3 separate regions of the Homo sapiens genome follow, and all the other regions are linked to region 3. A link is a contact called in ENCODE Hi-C or POLR2A ChIA-PET data. All regions are on one chromosome and are shown on one strand. The core of a region is the stretch at or near the end of the contact, and the rest is flanking DNA. Distances in the headings are between cores, read along the strand shown.

Region 1 (2,700 bases), core at 147-2,646, 180 kb before region 3:
CTCTTCCCTTCCCCTCCCCTCCCCTTCCATTCCCCTCCCCTCCCCTTCCCCTCCCCTTCCCCTCCCCTTTCCCTCCCCCTCCCCTCCCCCTCCCCTTCCCCTCCTTCCCCTTCCCCTCCCCCTTTCCCTTCCCATCCCCTTCTCTTCCCCTTTTCTTTTCTTTTCTCTTTCTGACAGAGTCTCGCTCTGTCACCCAGGCTGGAGTGCAGTGGCATGATCTCAGCTCACTGCAACCTCTGCCTCCCAGGCTCAAGTAATTCTCTGCCTCGGCCTCCCGAGTAGCTGGGATTACAGGTGCATGCCACCACGCCCGGCTAACTTTTGTATATTTAGTAGAGACAGGGTTTCACCATGTTAGCCAGGCTGGTCTTGAACTCCTGACCTCGTGATCCACCTGCCTCGGCCTCCCAAAGTGCTGGGGTGACAGGCGTGAGCCACCGCACCCGGCCCATTCATTATTTCAAAACTGACTTCAGTCCCTGCTCACACTGGACACCAGAATAAACTCCCGATGGGGCAGATGGTGTAAATCAGGGGGACCCCCAGCTCCTGGGATTCATCTCCTCTCTCCCTCCCAACTCAGGGTGTGGATTTCAATGTGTGCAGCCTCCTGGGACCTCAGCATGGCAGAGGATCATGGGACGCGGAGTCTCTTGGGGGTCCGTGGAATCCCCTAACCCGGGGGGTCTCAACCAGGGGTGATTCTGCCTCCAGGGGACATCTGTAATTGTCATGATGGAGGGATGCTCCTGGCATGGAGTGGATGGAGGCCAGGGACGCTGCTCAGCACCCTATGGTGCCCAGGACGGCCCCACCCCAGAGAATCATCAGGCTCTGATGTCCACACACGCAAGGGGAGGCCCCAGTAGAGGGGACGGAATTAGTGGTGAGCAGGTGTGGTGCCGGCTGACCTTGAAGGGGTTCTCTGTTACAAAGGGTGGCGTGGGATGCGGGCTTTTCCTGATCTTTTAATAATGTTGCTAGTCATTCATTGAGCACCTCCTGTTTGCTGGGCGCTGGGCTGGGCGAGTGCGGCTTTGGCTCCTGCGGGCACAGGGTGGGAAGCTTGGAAACTCACCTCCCTACAAGGACGGACGGGGAGGAGAGCGAGGCTGTGAGGGGTGCAGGCGCCTGCGGGGGTCTCTGACCTCTGGGTGGCAGCCTCTCCAGGAGAGCAGGTGCGCCGCCAAGTGAGGGCCGTGGCTGCCTGTCCTGATGACAAAACCAGCACCGTGATCCCCTGCTCCTATCCTTCTGCAGGCCCCAGGGCAAAACAACAACGACAACAGCAAAGACGGGCCGGGCTCGGGGGCGGGGGGAGCCTGTTCCTGGGGCCTCTGAAGCTCGATTTGCAGAGGGCTGCTGTTACCGCTGGCGGCCACGAGGGGGCAGAGGAGGCCCACGGAGTTTCCTGGCCCCGGGCCTGGAGCCGGCAGGGGGCTGGAGATGCGGGGGGTGCAGGTAGGGACGGGGGTGCAGTGGGTGTGCAGGTGGGTGCAGGTGAGGACAAGTGGAGTTGGAGGTGCAGGTGGGGACAGAGGTGCAGGTGGGGACGGAAGTGCAGGTGGGCGCAGGTGGGCACAAGTGGGGACGGAGGTGCAGATGGGCGCAGGTGTGCGTAGTTGGGTTCAGGTGGGTGCAGGTGGGGATGGAGGTGCAGGCAGTGCATACTGACTGTATCCCAGATGTCTTCAGTCACCCCCGAGCCCCTCTTTAAGCTCTGTCACTACCCCCACTGCAGTTTGCTTGATACCTTCCTGGTTCAACACTGACAGCCCTAAGTCCCAGGCAAACCCAGATGGTTGGCCCCTGCCCTAGGGGCCCCTGTGGGCACACTCAGAGCCTCTCTGCCCAAAACCAGAGGCGGTCCCTGGGTGTTGTGCGTGGCAGGAGGCGGGAGGCACTGGCTCTGCTCCCCAGGAGTGGCCTTAAGGCAGTCAGGGAATGCACCTCACACTCGGGCACAGAGGTGTCTCCAGAGCAGAGCTCGGACCAGAGAATGGAAGGCATAAAGCATCCCTGGAGGGCTGGGTGGCCCTGGGAGAGTGCAGGTCATCCTGCCATGGGAATCAGACCCTGGCTTGTCCCCACCATCAGGCCCTGGGGTGCCTGTCATCCCCCCTCCCAGATGTCATGCTCCTCAGGGTGAGAACTGGCTGTGGACCTGGGGCTGCCACTCCCCAGCTCAGAGAGGGGTCATTGTCCTGGCGGGCAGAGGGCCTGGATCCTCGCCTGTGAGTTAGAGACTCGTGCGCCCCTGAGTGAAGGCAGTAGAGAGCTGGTTCAGTTTGGCCAGAGGAGAATTCCATCCACCCCCTGAGTGGGAGGGAGAGAGGAGGTGAATCCCAGGAGCTGGAGTTACCCTGATTTATGCTGTCTGCCCCTTTGGGAGTTTATTCTGGTGTCCGGTGTGAGCAGAGAGCAGACTCTGTTTTTTTCCAAATAACACAGGGTCTCTCTCCCCCTGGCTCCTGTAGACATTGGGGCCACATTTTTCTCTGGGGTGGGGCTGTCCTGGGCACTGCAGGCTGCTGAGCAGCGTCCCGGGCCTCCACCCACTCCATGCCAGGTGCACCCGCCAGTTGTGACAACCACAAATGTCCCCAAATATCACTCAGTGTCCCTTAGGGGACAGAATCACCCCAAGTTGGCCAGGCACGGTGGCTCACACCTGTAATCCCAGCACTTTGGGAGGCTGAG
Region 2 (2,700 bases), core at 192-2,691, 210 kb before region 3:
GAAATCCGTTCGTTCTCATTTTCTTTCTTTTTTTTGTCCCGCATGGCCCTCTTCCCAAATCCTTGTTGCCCGTCTCACCAGACATTCCAGTTCCAAGAGGTGGGGTGTGGCGAGGACTGTCCAGCACGGCAGGGTGATCCTGCCCCCCCCCCCCCAGGGGACACTGGGCCATGTCTGGGGACATTTGTGGCTGTCACCATTGAGAAGTGCTCCGGGCATGCAGTGGCTGGAGGTCACGGATGCCGCTCAGCGTGCTGCAGTGCTCAGGACGGCTCCATCCCAGAGAATGGTACAGCCCCAGTGTCCACCGTGCCTGGGAGGAGAGACTCAGCATTCATTATTTGGAGAAGAAATGGAGTCTGCTTCCTGCTCACCAGGACACACTCCTGATGGGGCAGACGGTGTAAACCAGGGGACCCCAGCTCGTGGGATTCACCTCCTCTCTCCCTCCCCCCAACTAAAGGTGTGGATTTCAATGTGTGCAGCCTCCTGGGACCTCAGCAGGACAGAAGATCAGGGGACAGAGTATCTTGGGGGTCCGTGGAATTTCCTAATTCAGGGGGTGTCAACTGAGGGTGATTCTGCCCCAGGGGACACTGGGTGTTGTCTGAGGACATTTGTCGTTGTCACAACTTGAGGATGGTCGTGGCGTGGAGTGGGTGGAGGCCAGGGACACTGCTCAGCACCCTGCAGTGTCCGGGACAGCTGCACCCTAGAGAATGACCCAGCTCTGAATGTCCACGGTTTCCAGGGGAGAGACCTTGCATTAACTGGCAAAAAAATGAGTTTGCTCCCTGCTCACAGTAGACACCAGAATAGATTCCCGATGGGGCAGACGGTGTCAGCCGGGGCCATCCTCCCAGAGTGACCTAGAGGACTGGGTGAGGAGGGTCTCTAGAGCACTGAGGGTGCAGGACACAGAGCCAACCGTCTGATTGTTCCTTCCCCCTCCTTGACCTCGGCTCACAGAGACCTTGAACCCTCAGGGTCAAGCAGGCCTGCCCCTTTGTTCTGTGTGCCCCAGGGTGCAGTGGAGCCTGTTCCAGGTCACGCCCGGCCTGGCCGTCATCAGTCTCGTGGCTCTGAAGCAGCCACGTCACTCCCCCAGTCCCGGCACCTCCCCTGCGCCTGCACCTGGGTGAGAGCCCGTCCAGGCCTCTCTGCCCCCTTCCTTTGCAATCAGCACTTTGCTGGTGACATATTTAGATGGTTGCTGTGGTGATGAGTGAAGGCTGAGGTTGACAACTTCAGCGATGGCACAAAGGACAGGGCTGTGTTTCTATATCCAGCCTCCAACGAGACAAGACGCCCCTGCCACGTGCTGGCAGAATGTCAGCGTGGGAAGGGAAGGGGGCTCTGACAGCCCGTCCTGCCCACTCAGTTCCCAGAGGAGGAAGTGCAGCCGGGCCTGGGGGGCGGTGGAGGATAGGCCTGTCATCAAATGTCAGGTCCCTGGCTGTCCTGCCCTTGAGGGACATGCCTTAGAGCATTGGGTCTCAACTGGGGGCAAGCCTGCCCCCTGGGGGACACTGGTAATGTCTGGGGACATTTGTGGGTACCGTGACTTGGGGGTGCTCCTGGCCTGGAGTAGGTGGAGACCAGGGATGCTACTCAGCACTGTGCAGTGCCCAGAACGGCCCCACCCCAGAGAATAATCAAGCCCCAGTTTAATAGTGTCAAGATCAAGCCACGTTGCTTTAGTAGGAAATAGATAAAAGCCAGTGGATTTGTTCAGTTTTAAAAACTGGTGCTGGCATGCATATCTTGATAATTTGCAAAATGCCAAAATGAATCATTTTCTTGGCCTGGTCATTCTTCTGATTTGCCCTCAGTGAATGTACCTTATCCATCTGGGCTTTTGCATCTCTCCCAATTATCAGGTTGATAGATATTGGAAAAACAAGAAAATGAAAAATCCAATTGCTGGCTTTTAGGAAAAGGTAATGTTTGACTACACACCTGTCTTTATTTTGTGCTGCTATAATGGAATGCCATAGACTGGATAATTTATAAATAATAGAGATTTGTTTCTTAACGGTTCTAGGGACTGGGAAGTCCAATGTCGAGGTGCTGGCATCTGGTGAGGGCCTTCTTGCTGCGTCAGAGGTGGAAGGGCAAAAGAGCACATATATGAAAGATTGGGGAACTGGGGAAGAAAGAGGAGGGGGGGGAGAGAGAGAGAAAGGGTGAGAGGGAGAGAGAAAGAGAGATGGCATTAATGAGGGTAGGGCCTTCATAACCTAATCACCTCTTAAAGTTCTCACCTCTCAACATGGTGGCATTGGGAATTAAAGTTTCTACAATATGCTTTTTGGGAGACACATTCAAACTATAGCAACATCTGCTTGGAGGAGTCATGTGGATCAGCCCTTCCTTCCCTTTGCAGATGTACCAGTTATCTATCACTGTGTAACAAATTACCCCAACACTTAGCTTAAACAGCAAGCATTTACTATCCTGCAGTTTCTGTGGGTCAGTGGGATATTATATTACTTGCATTATATTTATTATATTATTTGGTCTTTGTCCTGATTTTTTTCTGGTGCAGAACTCCTAAAATCCTTGGAATCTGCAAAGTCATGTCTTTTTGTATGATGATAAGTCGACTGATGGCTGACAGCTTCTAGTTATTTTCAGGAATGGTCTGGCCACCAGAAAGATCAAGGCAGGATGAGAGGGCTGGAACCTTTAGCTGTACCC
Region 3 (2,700 bases), core at 92-2,591:
TGATGTGATCAGGGCTCACTGCAACCTTGACCTCTCTTGCTCAAACAATCCTGCCACCTTAGCCTCCCAAATACCTAGGACTATAGGCGCCCAGCTAATTTTTTTTTTTTTTTTTTTTTGAGGTGGAGTCTTACTCTGTTGCCTAGGCTGGAGTGCAGTGGTTCAATCTTGGCTCCCTGCAACCTCCGCCTCCCGGGTTAAAGCAATTCTCCTGCCTCAGCTTCCCGAGTAGCTGAGACTACAGGCATGTGCCACCATGCCTGGCTAATTTTTGTATTTTTAGTAGAGACGGGATTTCACCATATTGGTCAGGCTGGTCTCGAACTCCTGACCTCATGATCTGCCCGGCTTGGCCTCCTAAAGTGCTGGGAATACAGGTGTGAGCCACTGCACCTGGCTAATTTTTTTATTTTTATTTTTAGAAATGGGGTCTTGCTATGTTGCCCAGGCCAGTCTCAAACTCCTGGGCTCAGGCTATCCTCCCACCTCCGCCTCCCAAAGTGCTGGCATTACAGGCGTGAGCAAACCACTGTACCTGGCCTGGCTTTTATTTTAATTCTTATTTCTCCTTTCTTCAGCCTTTTCTGCCTGTAATGCAGAATGCCCATCCTCTCTGCTCAGCTCATTGGAGTGCCTATTTAATAGATTGAATGCTATCCAATTCATGAATTGCTAATAAGAGCCAATGAGATCATTAAACTCAATTTGTTGAAATTCATACTCCTTGACAGCCTCTTCTGGACATTTTATATCAGTGGCATTGTACACTATATGGCTTTTTTTTTTTTTTTTTTTTTTTTTTGAGACAAAGTTTCTCATTGTTGCCCAGGCTGGAGTGCAGTGCCGCGATCTTGGCTTACTGCAACCTCCACGTCCCAAGTTCAAGAGATTCTCCTGCCTCAGCCTCCCAAGTAGCTGGGATTACCGGCGCGCGCCTCCGTAGTAGAGATGGTGTGGGGGGGTCTCCCTATGTGGTCCAGGCTGATCTCGAAATTCTTTTCTCAAGTGATCCACCGGCCTTGGCCTCCCAAAGTGCTGGGATTACAGGCGTGAGCCACCACGCCCGGCCCTATATGGCCTTTTGTGTCTGGTTCTTTGAACACGTTTTGAGGTTCTCTAAGTGGGGAAACAGGTACTAGAAAGCAACCCAACGCTGTTTCCTCGTGGCGGAGCTGGGAGTTTGCAGCCAGGAAGTCTGTCTCTGGAGTCAGCGCCTCTGCGAAGCGAGAGCTGGACGGAGACTTCAACTTCCGGCGTGCCCCGCGCGCGCCCGGCGGTCGGACTACCAGTCCCAGGCTGCCCCGCCGCGGCGGGCGGCGGGCGCGGCGCGGCGCGGCGCCATCTTGCAGCCGGCGGCGCGGATTGAATGAGCCCGCCGAGCCCGGGCCGCCGTCGGGAGCAGCGCAGGCCGCGAGCCGCCGCCACCATGGCCACGCCGCTGCCCGGCCGCGCGGGCGGGCCCGCCACGCCGCTGTCGCCCACGCGCCTGTCGCGGCTGCAGGAGAAGGAGGAGCTGCGCGAGCTCAACGACCGCCTGGCGCACTACATCGACCGCGTCCGCGCGCTGGAGCTGGAGAACGACCGGCTCCTGCTCAAGATCTCAGAGAAGGAGGAGGTGACCACGCGCGAGGTGGGCGCCGGGGCTTAGGGGCCGGGCGGGGGTGCAGCCGGCAGGCCCCGCCCACCGCGGGGCGCGCGATCGCGGGGACCCTGGGCGGGGGTGCAGACGGGGACGGGCCCCGGCTTCGGGGGTTTCCGCGGGGTTTCGGGGGGCCCCTGAGTGAGGGGTGCAGCTCGGCCAGGTCCCTCCCACCGCGGGGTGGGCAATCGCTGGGACCCTGGGTGCAGACAGGGACGGGCCCGGGTCTCGAGGGTCTCCAGGGGGTTTCGAGGGGCCCCTGAGTGAGCGGTGCAGTTCGGCCAGGCCCCGCCCACCGCGGGGTGCGTGATCGCGGGGACCCTGGGCGGGGGTGCAGACGGGGACAGGCTCCGGCTCGGGGGTCTCCAGGAGGTTTGGGGGCTTCTGAGTGAGGGGTGCTGCTCGGCTAGGCCCAGCCCACTGCGGGGCTCCCAGTCGCGGGGAACCCTGAGCTGGGATGCAGACGGGGACAGTCCGGCCTCGGGGATCTCCGCCGCGTTTCGGAGAGTCCCTGAGTGAAAGGTGCTACTCGGCCAGGCCCCGCCCACCACGGGGCGCGCGATCGCGGGGGACTCTGAACGACTCCCGGCTTGGGGTCTCCAGGGGGTTTGCGGGGGGCTCCTGGATGAAGGGTGCAGGTCCTGGCCACCGCGGGGTGCGCGATCGCGGGGACCCTGGGCAGGGGTGCAGACCGGGAAGGGTCCCGGCTTGGGGGTCTCCAGGGGGTTTCAAGGGGTCCCTGAGTGAGGGGTGCAGCTCGGCCAGGCCCAGCCCACCGCGGAGTACGCGATCACGGGGGACCCTGAGCAGGGGTGGGGTCAGCCTGGCCTCGGGGATCTCCAGGGGGAGACCCTGAGTGAGGGGTGCCACCTGGGCAGGCCCTGCCCACCGCAGTTTCCGAGATCTTGGGGGACCCCTTGGGAGGGGTGCAGACCGGAGTGGCCCATTCTCTTGGGGACCTCCAGGGGGTTTCTAGGGCACTGAGTGAAAAGTGCAGACCAGGAATGCCCCACCTATGGAGGGGGTCCCAGGAGATCTTCCGTGTCCTGAGTGAGGGCTGC

What was found. Hi-C counts contacts between places; a loop is a spot of excess contacts on that map. ChIA-PET counts read pairs that join two places held with the same protein, here RNA polymerase II (POLR2A). Pooled maps may share reads with other maps.
Region 1: a pooled map shows a loop between it and region 3 (4-fold over the local background). The contact joins the enhancer-like site here to the promoter of LMNB2 in region 3. A Hi-C loop is called at or near these places in 6 of 50 pooled maps. POLR2A ChIA-PET finds 5 or more read pairs at or near these places in 24 of 52 experiments (BJ, CD4-positive, alpha-beta T cell, CD4-positive, alpha-beta memory T cell and 17 more).
Region 2: a pooled map shows a loop between it and region 3 (2.4-fold over the local background). The contact joins the enhancer-like site here to the promoter of LMNB2 in region 3. A Hi-C loop is called at or near these places in 2 of 50 pooled maps. POLR2A ChIA-PET finds 5 or more read pairs at or near these places in 3 of 52 experiments (Caco-2, GM12878 and activated naive CD8-positive, alpha-beta T cell).

Annotation. Positions count from the first base shown.
Region 1 is chr19:2,635,832-2,638,531 of GRCh38, reverse strand. The region is part of intron 2 of GNG7 (G protein subunit gamma 7); the gene reads left to right. Among named protein-coding and RNA genes, the nearest start is that of MIR7850, 6.5 kb to the right of the region's middle. Within about 2 kb of position 1,396, at least 7 of the 41 ENCODE cell types and tissues checked have a DNase peak (open chromatin) inside an H3K27ac peak, as active enhancers do.
Region 2 is chr19:2,662,817-2,665,516 of GRCh38, reverse strand. All of the region lies in intron 1 of GNG7 (G protein subunit gamma 7), which reads left to right. Among named protein-coding and RNA genes, the nearest start is that of MIR7850, 33 kb to the right of the region's middle. Within about 2 kb of position 1,441, at least 8 of the 41 ENCODE cell types and tissues checked have a DNase peak (open chromatin) inside an H3K27ac peak, as active enhancers do.
Region 3 is chr19:2,455,600-2,458,299 of GRCh38, reverse strand. It overlaps LMNB2 (lamin B2), which reads left to right and starts at 1,341. Exons shown (of 12, transcript NM_032737.4): 1 at 1,341-1,630. The coding sequence starts at 1,367. RefSeq lists silencers at 1,243-1,422, 1,543-1,792, 1,853-1,942, 2,173-2,352 and an enhancer at 2,613-2,700.